2 separate regions of the Homo sapiens genome follow, and region 2 is linked to region 1. A link is a contact called in ENCODE Hi-C or POLR2A ChIA-PET data. All regions are on one chromosome and are shown on one strand. The core of a region is the stretch at or near the end of the contact, and the rest is flanking DNA. Distances in the headings are between cores, read along the strand shown.

The links. Hi-C counts contacts between places; a loop is a spot of excess contacts on that map. ChIA-PET counts read pairs that join two places held with the same protein, here RNA polymerase II (POLR2A). Pooled maps may share reads with other maps.
Region 2: a map of PC-3 shows a loop between it and region 1 (7-fold over the local background). The contact joins the enhancer-like site here to the promoter of GRPR in region 1. A Hi-C loop is called at or near these places in 1 of 168 maps with a recorded cell type or tissue (PC-3), 6 of 37 single-sample maps with no recorded cell type and 4 of 50 pooled maps. POLR2A ChIA-PET finds 5 or more read pairs at or near these places in 1 of 52 experiments (GM12878).

What each region holds. Positions count from the first base shown.
Region 1 is chrX:16,121,355-16,128,431 of GRCh38, reverse strand. It overlaps GRPR (gastrin releasing peptide receptor), which reads right to left and starts at 4,867. Exons shown (of 3, transcript NM_005314.3): 1 at 4,066-4,867. The coding sequence starts at 4,478. RefSeq lists an enhancer at 4,872-5,166.
Region 2 is chrX:16,183,726-16,189,972 of GRCh38, reverse strand. No RefSeq gene overlaps it. Among named protein-coding and RNA genes, the nearest start is that of MAGEB17-AS1, 18 kb to the right of the region's middle. RefSeq lists enhancers at 2,732-3,476, 3,470-4,669. Within about 2 kb of position 4,137, at least 2 of the 41 ENCODE cell types and tissues checked have a DNase peak (open chromatin) inside an H3K27ac peak, as active enhancers do; they include PC-3, where a contact is called at or near this core.

The sequences.
Region 1 (7,077 bases), core at 3,618-6,117:
GCAATTCTCCTGCCTCAGCCTCCCAAGTAACTGGGATGACAGGCTCCTGCCACCACACCCGGCTAATTTTTGTATTTTTAGTAGAGACGAGGTTTCACCATGTTGTCCAGGCTGGTCTCAAACTCCTGACCTCAAGTGATCCACCCACCTTGGCCACCCAAAGTGCTGGGATTACAGGCGCGAGCCACTGCGCCCGGCCAATACATTATTTTTAAGAGTATGCTTTCAGATTAATCCTCAAAATAGAATGAAGAATAAGAATGAGGAAAATTGTATGCATTAACTAAACGTAATTTTAATTAGTCAATATTTATTGATCACCCATTTGGCACAAGAAAACTTGAGGGGCACTATGGAAGATTTAAGAATATATTGAAAATCTCTGCCTTCAACATTCTTAATAATCTACCTAAAAAATGTAAAGCAATGAATATATGAGAGGCTAAAATAAACAGACAAACAAAACACTTCCAAACAGCAATATAAAAGGTGTCACAAGATAATTCATGTCTCAGATAATAAGTCTGATATTTCAAGAGGGTCAGGAAATTTGAGCTAGAATGGCTCAACTTAGGGCTTTAAGGAGGAGATTTGAATCAGATTCTGAATGATAGACAAGAAGATAGAAAAAACAATCACAAGATTTTAGAACTTGAAGGGACCATAGACATTGCCTAGCTCGACTCCATCATTTTATAGATGATTAAACTAAGGTCAGAGAGTTAAGTGACTTAGTCCCACTTTCTCATACGGGTAGTAATGGCAGGAAAATGTCTAAAATGCAGGTTTGTTGATACCCATTCCAAGCCCAAATGCCACATGGGATGAGGAATACAGTCTGTATTTAGGAAAGGAGAAAGCATTCTGGAGAGCGGGTGGGACACAGCATAAGCCAGGAAACAGAGCCAGGAACACATCAGTGCAACCACTGTGTATGAGGATATCAGTGTGTGTGTAAGGACAGAAAGCATGGGAGGAGAGGGAGGATGGGGATCAATATTGAAGGTGGTTGAATGCAAACCTACAACTGCTCAGCTGTGCAAATCCCCAGAATTCTGGTTTCTGGGACTGCCTTGAAGTCTCCCTTTTACCCGGTGATGCCAGTGTAAACTTTTCTAGAAACTTGATATTCTTTTCATATTGACAAAGACTCGAATTCACCCGGTGAAGGGGGGAACTGCAGAAGGGAAGCTGGAATGAGGACTGGCAATGCTGGGCAATGTATAGGGGGCAGGGATGGATGGTTATCACTATGTGCCCCACTCATGCCTCAGAACCCTGAATTCAGTAGATTTAGGACAGGGCCTAGGAATCTGTATGTTTTTAAAGCTCCCCTGTGACTCTGGTGATCATCTGGTTTGGAGGGTCTTCTAGTTCATTCACTTTTTCACCAATCTACCTAATACAGACTACCACCTTGAAAACTGACAATATTTAGTAAATATAGGCCCCTATAACCCAGCAATTTCACTCGCAGACATATATCCAAGAAAAATAAACACTTATGTTTCCCCAAAGACATGAATAAGAATGTCCAGAGCAGGTTATCATCATCCCCAAACTAAAAACAACCCAGTGTCCATCGGTATTAGAAGGAATAAATAAACCAAAGTGTATTCATACAATGGAACACCACACACAATTAAAAAGAACAAACCACACTGTTACACGTATTAATACAGGTGAATATCACAGAGATAATGATAAGCATAAGAAGATAGATACAAAGGAGTACTTGCTATATGATTCCATTTATATGAGATTAAAGAACTGGCAAAAATAACCTATGGTGATTGGAATCAGAATAGTGATTGCCTCTGTATGGGGGTATTAACTAGGAAAGGGCATAAGAGAAACTCTGGGGGATGCTGGAACTGTTCTATATCTCCATCTGGTTATGCAGTTCTATAGACATATGTAAAAATATATTGAGCTGTTACTTGTTCAGTTTACTGTGTATATGGATTACACCTTGTTGAGAAGAAAAAATAATATAGAATATATATTTGCCCTGCCAACCTCAGAGATATAAGATAGAAGAATCCCATTGTTTTCAAAAATGAGATGAATAGAAAAAAAGTACAGTCTTAATCATTTAGCTCAATACCTATTCTTTCTATTGGAATTGGTTAGATGCACTACCTGTGATTCAGGTGATCCATCAGCTTTTTAAAGACTTAGCAAAACACAAAAAGTTAGCTATATGGGAGCTTCTAGTAATTTCTGAACTTGGCAAGGACAGGCAGTAACTATAAACTTACTGGGAACACACTGGAGCCGCGAAGGAGTGCAACCTGGCTTTTGAAAGAGCTTTCCCTTTCTGTTGATGGTGAACTTGGTCTGCTTTGAAACTCCAGAGAAGAGTTCCCTGCAGCTGCATCTTTACAGTTCATGCCCTCACTTTCCTTTCTGTTTTTCTCCCTAAGAAGAGAGTAAACACCATCTGTACCACTGCACTCACCAACCCGGAAACCAAAATCTCTCCTTCCCATTAAGAAAATTACCCTCATCCTGAAGAGCCCTCGGCCATTGGTAACAAGCCACAGCCCTTCTGCCAGCTCCAGAGTTTGCCAGCCCTGAATCAATACATGAAACTGTCTGTGGTCATTGGTATCTGTGGGCAGATGTGCAGGGGAGGATGTGCAAGCCGAAGGGGAATGGAGGGAATGGAGAAACTCTGTCCAGTCGGTACAATGTGCAAACCTTACTTCTGTGCTATTACTTTTCAGACTTTGAAAATGTCGTGTGCTGGGCAGTGTGCTTCAGGTAGCTAAGCATAAACACATGTCTATAAATACTGATAACACTATCTTTATTTGTCCATTACTCAACAAAGCCAGATCACCTGAGGACTGTTTGTTCCTCTACAAAATGAGAATCCAGCACCACATGTATTAAAATGTGGGACATTTTCTTCGGAGTATAAACTTTCAAGAGCAGCATCTATGTCTTTTCCAGAACACTCTCAAATCCTTCTGTATCTTTAACACATAACATACAGTTGATTATAAGTGAAAAATTTATAGTCTAGGTTCATTGCAGCAGTTTTTCTGGGTTTGACCATATGGTCTATGCTGTGTCTGAAAGTCTATTCATTACTATGTCCAATTTCCAGAACACAGAAGTACATAAAGTATGTTCAGTAATTTATGTGAACAACCTGCAGCTATTTCTTGACTTGCTAATTCAGGTAAGTGTTTCTTACATGCTAGACACTTGATAAATGTTCAAAGAATGAATATATAGTTTTAAGACTGAATAAACGTAAACTTTTATGCAATGTGCTCACACAAGAAATGCAGTTTGCAAATATGTATATTTCCCAGAATAAAAAACTGTAGTGAACTCCCTCTTCCTCCCCACAATAAGCCCCAAAAGCATGGTATATGAAGTATTGTCAATAAAGATATTAAAATTAGAAATCAACCTTGAATAGAGCTTTCTCCAGAAAATTTTAAAAACTCAAATAATGTTTGATTTCATTTAAGAGAGACTTAGGAAAACCGGCATACAATTGTTCTATCACAGAGAGTCAAATTCAAAATCAGCTGTGAGAAAAGTTAAACTGTCTGAGGAAAATGAATTTCAGAGAAATGAGGCTTATTTTCTCCTCTTGGTTATTTCTGAAAGAACGTTTTGAAGAAATCCAGTGGAACTTTCCTGTTCTCTGAGGGGTTTCAATTGCTCCTAAAAAACATTTGCCTGAGGTTTAAACTCTATTGGGTGTGATTGTCTTTCTCACTGGTCAATTAATTTTGCAAGGAGGGAGAAGTTAGGAAAAGGCAATGCTAAATAGATATGTCTCCAGAAAAAGGCACCTCAGTTTTCTGCTTAGAGATTTTTTTTTTCTCATCTGTCTCCTTCTGTCCCCATCATTCACTTTTCTTTCTTAAACCAATATGTTACACTCAAGAAGTCATACCCAGAATAAAAACCTGCCTGGAAGGGAATCCGTGTTTGAGTAAAACTTCCCTTGTGCAATCAGCTCCCTGTCCCGACATGGTAGTTCATTTACCCAGGCGTCTATCACCCTTGGAGAGCATGTAACTTTCAGCCTGTACTTACCTGTCTGCCGAGAGCGCCGTGAGTGTGAAGACAGACACCCCAACAGAGGTAAGCTGTATAAAGGGGATCAGTTTGCAGCCAATCCTGCCAAATAGCCATCTGTCAGCCAGGTACCTGCTGGCATCCACTGGAGCACACGTTATTAGGAGGAGCAGGTCTCCCAAAGCCAGACTGGAAATGAACAGGTTTGGAACGTTTCGCATGGACTTGACTGTACAGAAGATCTTGATCAAAGTGATGTTGCCAATGAGGCCTATCAGAATGATAACCCCATAAACTGCAGGGATGACATAGAGGATCCCCGGGTGGGACCAGTCATCGTTCACGGGGAGATCCGCACTGTGACTGGAGATGTTGCAGTGCATGAAATGGTCCACCTCCAAGTTCAGAAGGAAACAGTCATTTAGAGCCATCTCTAGATTTTTTTTCCCACCTAAAAGTTCCCTTAGATGCTATTTCTTAACTATTGATTTTGCAACCGAGTGAAGATGAAGATAAGATCTATGCCGGGCTCTTTGCCTTCTTTAATAAAAATACTCTGAGTACATATATACTAACTATGGTATTCAAAACTCTCTGTCACTATTTTGACACTGGTGCTGCTCTGGCTTTCACATGACCAGTGCAATACAACTCTAAATTCAATAAGTTAACAACAACAAAACTTAGCCACAAAAAGGCTTAGAATTAAACCCACTCTGCATCAGTTCTTTCTACCTCCATTCTAGTCTGAGTCTCCCTGGCTGCAGTTTACTAAGAACTTTTGGCCTGCTATTTTCCCACAGCGTCTTTCCTGATATTTAGAATCTGGAGGTTTAAAGTGGGTAGAAAAAAACTGCACTGAGAAATCCTCAAATCCTATAGGCAGGATGCTTTGCACGTCACGGGCTTCACCAGCAAACGGCAGCTCCGCTGAGCTGAGGCTCTGAAGAGGAACCAGTGTTACTTATAGACAGAGAATGCCAGCCCCCTGCTGGACACTTCAATCACTGCCCAGTTGCCTGCTTTCTCCAGATGAGAAGCAACCAGCCGACTGCAGTTCCTACCTAGCTTAACAGATACCTTTGGCTTCTCATGTAAGCACATAGCACCTAGGGTAGGTATTTAATAAATGTTGCTAGCATTCTGCAAAGGCACTGAAAATCTTTCTGATACTATCCCCATGAATCCAGATGGGGATTTACATCCCATTTTCTCATTTTTTCTAATTCATTAGAATGACATGTCAATATTGCTATCAAATGAGGTCTGTCTTTGAATTAAACGCACACTGATGCACAGGGTGTCCATGTGTGAGTTATCCCACTCAGTCTTCCCACTGCCTCTTTGAACAGGGACTGATCCTCAGAAACACATGCACAGACTCACACCTTAAACCTTCAGCAACTGACATCTGGAAAAGCCAGAAGCACAATGCACACATGTTCTTTCCTGTAGATTTGCCAAGCCATTCCTATTCTGTTTACCAGGGAGAAATTAAATTGGGAACCAGCTGTATTCTTAACTCTCAATGATCAATAGTCTTTTCCAGAAAAATGGGTCTTTTCTCATCTGATCTAAAAATTTTATGAATCGGCATTTTGATGCAGCTATTTGCATTTTTAATTGAATGTTTGCCATGTTTTATAGCAAATATCCTCTTTATAGCCCTGTGTGGAAAATAAAGAACTATAAAAGCGTGATAGATACAATACTGAGGAATTGAGTGGGTGGTAAAAGAAGTAAGTTATCGTTGAAGGAGTGCTAGAAAAAGCTTAATTGAGGAAGTGCTATTAGAATCAGGCTTAGACCTTTAGCCAACAACTTCTAAATACATTATTAGAGTGCATCTTTATGACGTATGTGAAGCCAGCTCCTCCAGGTACATGACGTGAAGCCAGTCACTAACAGGTGAAGTCTCATTTTTCAGAACCCATAAGGAATAACAAAACTTGCACTTACCATGCCAGGGCCCACAAAGAAAGCCCCCAACTGTGTTGTTATGGACATTTCCAGTGGCAGGTTCCAACACTGAGGCTGCTGCCATGCTTTCTATGTAAATATGAAAGGCTCAGCGCCCCTCTCTGCCAGCAGGAGGGAGACTGATGCTGCATGGCTAGAGGTGGAAGAGCTTCTCGGCAGAGATCAGTAGCACCAGTAACCAGCCAATAGCCATGAGCCCAGTGGTGTTGATTAGTTGCCAGCAATATAGCTTAATGATACAGTACACAGGCTCTGCTTCAATCCTGGCTCCCTCATTTATAATTATGGCAAGTTACTTAGTGTCTTAAGCTTCAGGTTCCTCATCTGCAGGGTGAGGAGAACTTATGAAGTTAGATGAAATGATTCATGTTAAGATTGCATAGTATTTGGCACATAGTAAGTGCTCAATTAATATTAGCACTTATTATTATTATCATTATTAGATTGAGGGGGAAAGGCTTACTTTGGAAAAGCCCAATGAGTTCAGAAGAGTGATTGACCTCAGATCAATAGGCAAGCACTCATACGAGTGAATTAGCAACTCCTTTATTTACTTGAAAAAAATTTATCAAACATCTACCAGTTGCCAGGCACTGAGCAAGAGGCTGAGAAAAATAGCATGAAGATGTGTACTCTCACAGCTCTTTAGACCCCAACCCCTCTCTGGAGTGAAGCAACTACCTTTTCTCCAGAAAAGACGATATCTTTAAAGGTTAAGTGTTGACAAGGTCTTTTGAATGAAGAAAATCATATGTGCCTAGGATCAAGGCATAAAGGAAAGAGCATGACATTGAGCAGAGGGACATCTATAAATCCAGAGGGTCACCCAGATTGGAAGACAGGGGTGGAAAAAGAACAGCGTGAAATGCAGCTAGAAGCAGGTTTGGGTGAGATTGTGATGGATCTTGTATTCTTGCTAAGAAGTTTGGTCTAAAAGGCATATTTTTGGTTCACAAAGAGAACTTCTGGATGTTGTTTCCCTTTATTTCTTTAGACACCCCTGTGTGCTGAGTCAGCCTCACTACTTAAATCTAATTGGGTGGTTAGTGT
Region 2 (6,247 bases), core at 2,888-5,387, 62 kb before region 1:
GATAAGATTTATTATGACACTCAATAATAGAATTACCATTTCCTAACAGCTTGTAATCTGGAATAAAGTCCTGCTTCCTGAACCTTCCTCCAAATCACCCACTACAAGTCCAAATACTATGATAAGTCCTAACACCCTCTATTGAGATGCCCTATGGCTCCCCATGGTGTTCATTCACTCTCATTGTAATAAGTCAATAAAGCCAACTTTGACTGGCTATAGGTGTGCTCCTGATGGTCTTTAGCTGAAGGACATTAACAGAAGCATAAAGAAATTGAGTGGAATTTCGAAGACAATGTGAATACCAAGAAAAATCACACCTTGAGGACCATCTGCATATAGGTCAGTACCAAAACTCAATTACGTGCCACTTGAGAGACTTCTTGTACCTCAATCATTTTTAGCCTGGCCTCTTGGCTACTAGAAGCAGAAAGAAACAAAACTTGTATGTCTCATTTGGAAACCTTGTATTGAATATGTGCCTTACTTAGATAAAGATGCCCAGGGAATAGGTGTATGGTGTCAATATTTAGTGGGTCAGAGACAATAAACATCTTTGTCAGAAAATGGGGCTCATGGAATCTGGAGAAAGACAGGTGGAATCATCGCTGGGGTGACTGATGTAACGGAAAAGTATTAAGAGAAAGAGTGAGAGACTGAGTCCTGGAGTCCTTTCCATAACATTTACACCAGGAGAAAATGCTCTCTGTGCCTGAATCCTGGCCCCAGCCCAGACATACAAATGCCAGTTTCCTACAATGACTCTTGGTGAACAAATTCATTCCCAAGGCTCTAGGTTGTTTTGTGAAGACATTGTCCTTTTGACAGGACATTTACAGTTTTTTTAACCACACTACTATGTGGTAGTTAAAAATCAGGTTCTGGAGTCAAAAATACCTGAGTTTAAATCCTAGCTGCATCAGTTATAAGTTACTGTTCTTGGGAAAGTTCCTAACCTCTTAGTGCTTCAATTTCTGTATCCAAATAACAGAGACAATAATAACTGTACCAACTGCACCTGCTTTGTAAGATTTTGTGTAAAGTGCTTGCATGATGTTTGGCACATGGTAAGCTTTCAATGAATCATAGCTATTGTTCATATAATTGGTCTATATTTGGAAGTACAATGATGTCACCTTTTCCTAGTATCTGAATATTTGTTTTAAGAGAGTTTTACATAGATGTCAAACATACTTATGTAGTTACATGCGTACATATACACTCAAATACATATGTATACATATCCATACACAGATGAACACTTGCATTCATGGGTTTTTCATGAATACTGGGCTGGTCCTTAGGTGGGTAAATGCTGTGAAATTATGGGGCTCAGGTTAGCTCAGGAATGAATATAAGCCTGTAAAAGGCTAAAGGTGACTTTGTAAATTTCTAAATCTTAGTGCTGATAAATTTTACTTGGCTTTTCCTGAGCCTTTTCCCTAAACTTAGAAGTTTGCTTCCTTAAATAATTTGACAGCCCCTCTTGTCATTTTACATTCTCCCACTAGTTCTTATCCCAGAAATTATCATGACTGTTAATACCAGCCCTCTCCTACAGTGCTTTGGCCACAAAGGTACCAAAGAGCCATGGCGAATAATGACTTAACTATTGTTAATTCTTGTCCCTCAAAAGGGGGCCTGTCTGAAAGAAGTCCCAATAGACCGTAACTCCAAAGTCCACACAGTGATAATGTTTTTTATTAAAAAGAGTTTGGAATGGCTGGGCTGGGAGCAGTGGCTCACGCCTGTAATCCCAACACTTTGGGAGGCCTAGGAGAGTGGATCACGAGGTCAGGAGATCGAGACCATCCTGGCTGACACGGTGAAACCCCGTTTCTAGTAAAAATACAAAAAATTAGCCGGGCGTGGTGGCGGGTGCCTGTGGTCCCAGCTACTCAGAGGCTGAGACAGGAGAATGGTGTGAACCCGGGAGGTGGAGGTTGCAGTGAGCTGAGATCGCGACACTGCACTCCAGCCTGGGCAACAGAGCAAGCCTCGTTCTTAAAAAAAAAAAAAAAAAAAAAAAATGTAAAAAGAGTTTGGAGTGACTGCTCATAGCTTACAATGCTGTTTCAAAGGGAAGAATCAGGGAAACCATCTAACACAGGGGAAGTGTGATGGAGGATAAGTCAGAGTAGAAAAAGACAGTGACCTTACTCAATTATGCTTTAAAATAGCTTGTATTTGTGAATTTGACAAAAATATATGACCATATGAATCACTGCTAGGGCCCCTTCCAGGGCCTTGGAAGGATTCAATACAAGTGTGGGGCCCTGAGGTTAAGCTGTTTTAGTAATGCTGCCTATGCCTCCAACTCTCCCAGGCACCGATAGGGTTTCAGTTGCAGTTGTCACTTGTTCATCCAAAGGAATAACTATTTTGTGCAGACTGGTGGGAGAACAGGTTTAGGATTGCCATTCTAGGTGTTGGGCATGGACTGTGTCTGTCTTATTAGCACTGAAGCCCCAGGGCCAGCATAATGCCTTCCACAGAAGAGGTGCTCAGTAAATACGTGCTGTATGAAGGAAGAAACTAAGAATTCCACCCCCGGGATGACAGGGATAGTGAATTCCAATGATTTATTGAGTGAGGGATAAATGATACAGAGAATGTGCATAGCACTAAAGTTTACAAAAGTCTTTCGTGTACATAAGAGGTTGGCAAAACACAGCTCATGGATTGGTAGGTCAAATTTAGCCTGCTGCCTTATTTTGTAAATCAAGTTTTATTGGAATACAGCCACATGCATTTGTTTACCTATTGTCTAGACTGTTTTCCTGCTGAAATAGCAGAGGTGAGTAGCCACTGAGATCACATGGCCTGCAAAGGCTAAGATGTTTACTATCTGGACCTTTAGAAAAGTTTGTTGACACCTCATGCATATTATCATATTTTGATTTTGAGCCTCATTTCATGCCTGTGAGGGAGGTCAAAACTTAATATCTCTTCCTGACAGATGAAAAAAGTTGAGACTCAGGTTAAATGACTTTGCCTGGTTAGTTGCATATCAAGAGTTGACGTTGAACCTAAGTGCTGGGACTAATTCAGGTGTGCCACGAATGTAGGTTGCTAAACTACTTGTAAATGAGCTCATGCTGTGAACCTTTAGAGATGGAAAGCCGTTTTCAGAGGAGCTCAGTAAATGAAGCAAGTTTCAGTGTTTCCACTAAGGCTTTTGGGCAAGCTTTGCATAAGTGCCACATATAACTCAGGCCTTAACACTTAAGTCTACCCCAGCCAACTTTCAACTGCAAATGTCTACTTTTAATGTTTAAATGGAAGGCCACTCTGCTTATATGTAAGGCAGGCTGGAACTTCCATGAAACAATTCCTCCCAAGAGAGGTTAATTCCTGCCAGAAGTTGGTATATAAATACCCCAGCTCCCTCTCTCCTTGGGTTAAAAACCCTCAAGGCATAGGTTTCACACCACTTCTCAGAGTTGCCCTGTAGGATTAAGCTCCAGTTTCCCACAGTGGAAGCTGGCTTGATAATGCATCCTTTATTGGCTGCCTTCTCTGTTTTGTGACATTTCCCCACTCTCCTACCAGTGTTATCTGCACCTCCCAAATAAACTACCTGTACTTGTATCCTTCTCTCAGATTCTGCATTTGGGGAAACCCAAGCAAAGACAGCTTTGGATAAATGGAGGCACTCTTACAGGGGAGCAAATATTTGGCCTCATTATGATAGTTCACTGTGATGTTTCAAAGGGAAGGATCAGTCATTAGGATGGGGTTAATCTTCTGTAGTTCATTCTATTAACCCAACTACTAGTTTGCTGATGAGGGCTCACTTTTCCTGCAGTCACTGATCCTGGAAGATGCTCACCTGAGGAAAGTCTGCATCAGCCAAGACACACATGGCTGCTGCTGCTGAAGTGGAAAATACTGCAGTGTCATCAATCAATGCCTTCCACATGCTCTTGGCAGAAGGGCAATTAGTGTTACTCAGGATGAAAATGAATATAAGGCTGTGGATGAATGGGTTATTGAAGAGACTATCGAATCAGCCTGGCTGTTAGAAGCGGCCAGAGGCAGTGGGGAAGGCTCCTTGTCTGTGCTGGGCAACAGCTAGTGTAGAGCAGCCTTCTGTCTCAGGCTTGGAAGGGGTCATTCAAGTGACAGAAAGATTAGTCATTTTTACCAGATTAGTCATTTTTACCACTTCCTCCCTTCTGGGTTATCCTCTCAACAGACTCAGCAAGTAGGGTCCATCTACTCACAGGGCTGTGGCCATATTTTCTTTTATAAAAGCCAGAAAATGGAATCCCTTCAATGTAGTGACATGATTTTTTGCAAGCGTTTCCTTTTTATCCCTGCCTTTGGCTGTCTCTCACTGTCTATATTTCTCCCTTTGGCTCTTTCTGCCCCCCACCTGTCTCTGTATCTCTGCTTCTGTCTCTCTTCCCTTCCTTTCTCCGTACCTAGTTCTCCCGTCCGCTTCTCTTTCCTTCTCCTAGTTTCTCTCTTTCTCTCCCCACCTTCCTCTGCTCTGGTCTTTCTTTTGGTCTTTGGAATATTTTCTCATGTTCTGACATTCTTTAAGGTAGGTTCATTTATTGAATCCTTGATATATCTCCCAAAGAAAAGCAGTTATAATTAAAATCTTTGTTACTTGTGGGCAAATAACCCCATATAAAATCAGATTCATTTTCAAGTAAAATTCCCTCTTGGGCTTTAAAAGCCTGACTCCTAAAGTTCCCCAGCTGGATAGACTGTCTGCTTCTCTGTCTTTAAGCATTATCCAGGCATGGCGGGCACAGTGGCTCATGCCTGTAATCCCAGCACTTTGGGAGGCCGAGGCAGGCGGATCATGACATCAGGAGTTCAAGACCAACCTGACCAATATGGTGAAACCCCATCTCTACTAAAAATACAAAAATTAGCCAGGCATGGTGGCGCATGCCTGTAATCGCAGGTACTCGGGAGGCTGAGGCAGGAGAATCGCTTGAACCTGGGAGGCGGAGGTTGCAGTGAGCCAAGATCATGCCACTGCACTCCAGCCTGGGTGACAGAGCAAGAGTCCGTCTCAAAACAACAACAACAACAAAACATTACCCAGGCAGCAGGGTGCACAAAGTTTAGCCACCTTTTAGAAATAGGTGCCAAGTATTGTGTCCTGCTCTGTTTGCCTAGGTTTATTGGCTGTAGTTCACAGGTGAGCCTCTAACAGAAGAGAAGACATAAGCAGCTTTCACACCAGAATGGAGCCAAGATGTCTGCAGGCTTAGTGACTGGATCTGAGACATCCCTGATATCATCACGGGGTTGAGACCTGGAACTTTCAAAAAAACTCTTGGTTCTGTATTATCAGTCCAGAGGCAGAAGTACTAAAAACCTGCTGGAAAGCAGCAACAGGAGGAGAGGGAGAGAGCTCTGTCTCAAAGACTCAAAATGGTCTTATAAACCAAAATTCCAAAGAAAGTAAAGAAATTATGTGTTAAGAAAGACGGCTGACAAAATCACCACTCAAACATGAATTCACTCAGGATGAAATTAAAATAATTTTTTAAAGTTTAGAAAAGACTTGATCATTGTCAGGCCTCTGAGCCCAAGCTAAGCCATCATATCCTCTGTGACCTGCACGTACATATCCAGATGGCCGGTTCCTGCCTTAACTGATGACATTCCACCACAAAAGAAGTGAAAATGGCCTGTTCCTGCCTTAACTGATGACACTGTCTTGTGAAATTCCTTCTTCTGGCTCATCCTGGCTCAAAAGCTCCCCTACTGAGCACCTTGTGACCCCCACTCTGCCAGCCAGAGAACCCCCCTTTGACTGTAATTTTCCTTTATCTACCCAAATCCTATAAAACGGCCCCACCCTTATCTCCCTTCGCTGACTCTCTTTTCGGACTCAGCCCGCCTACACCCAGGTGATTAAAAGCTTTATTGCTCACACAAAGCCTGTTTAGTAGTCTCCTCACACTGACGCGCATGAAATTTGGTGCCGTGACTCGGATCAGGGGACTTCCCTTAGGAGATCAATCCCCTGTCCTCCTGCTCTTTGCTCCGTGAGAAAGATCCACCTATGACCTCAGGTCCTCAGACCGACCAGCCCAAGAAACATCTCACCAATTTCAAATACAGTAAGTGGCCTCTTTTTACTCTCTTCTCCAACCTCCCTCACTATCCCTCAACCTCTTTCTCCTTTCAATCTTGGCGCCACTCTTCAATCTCTCCCTTCTCTTAATTTCAACTCCTTTCATTTTCTGGTAGAGACAAAGGAGACACGTTTTATCCG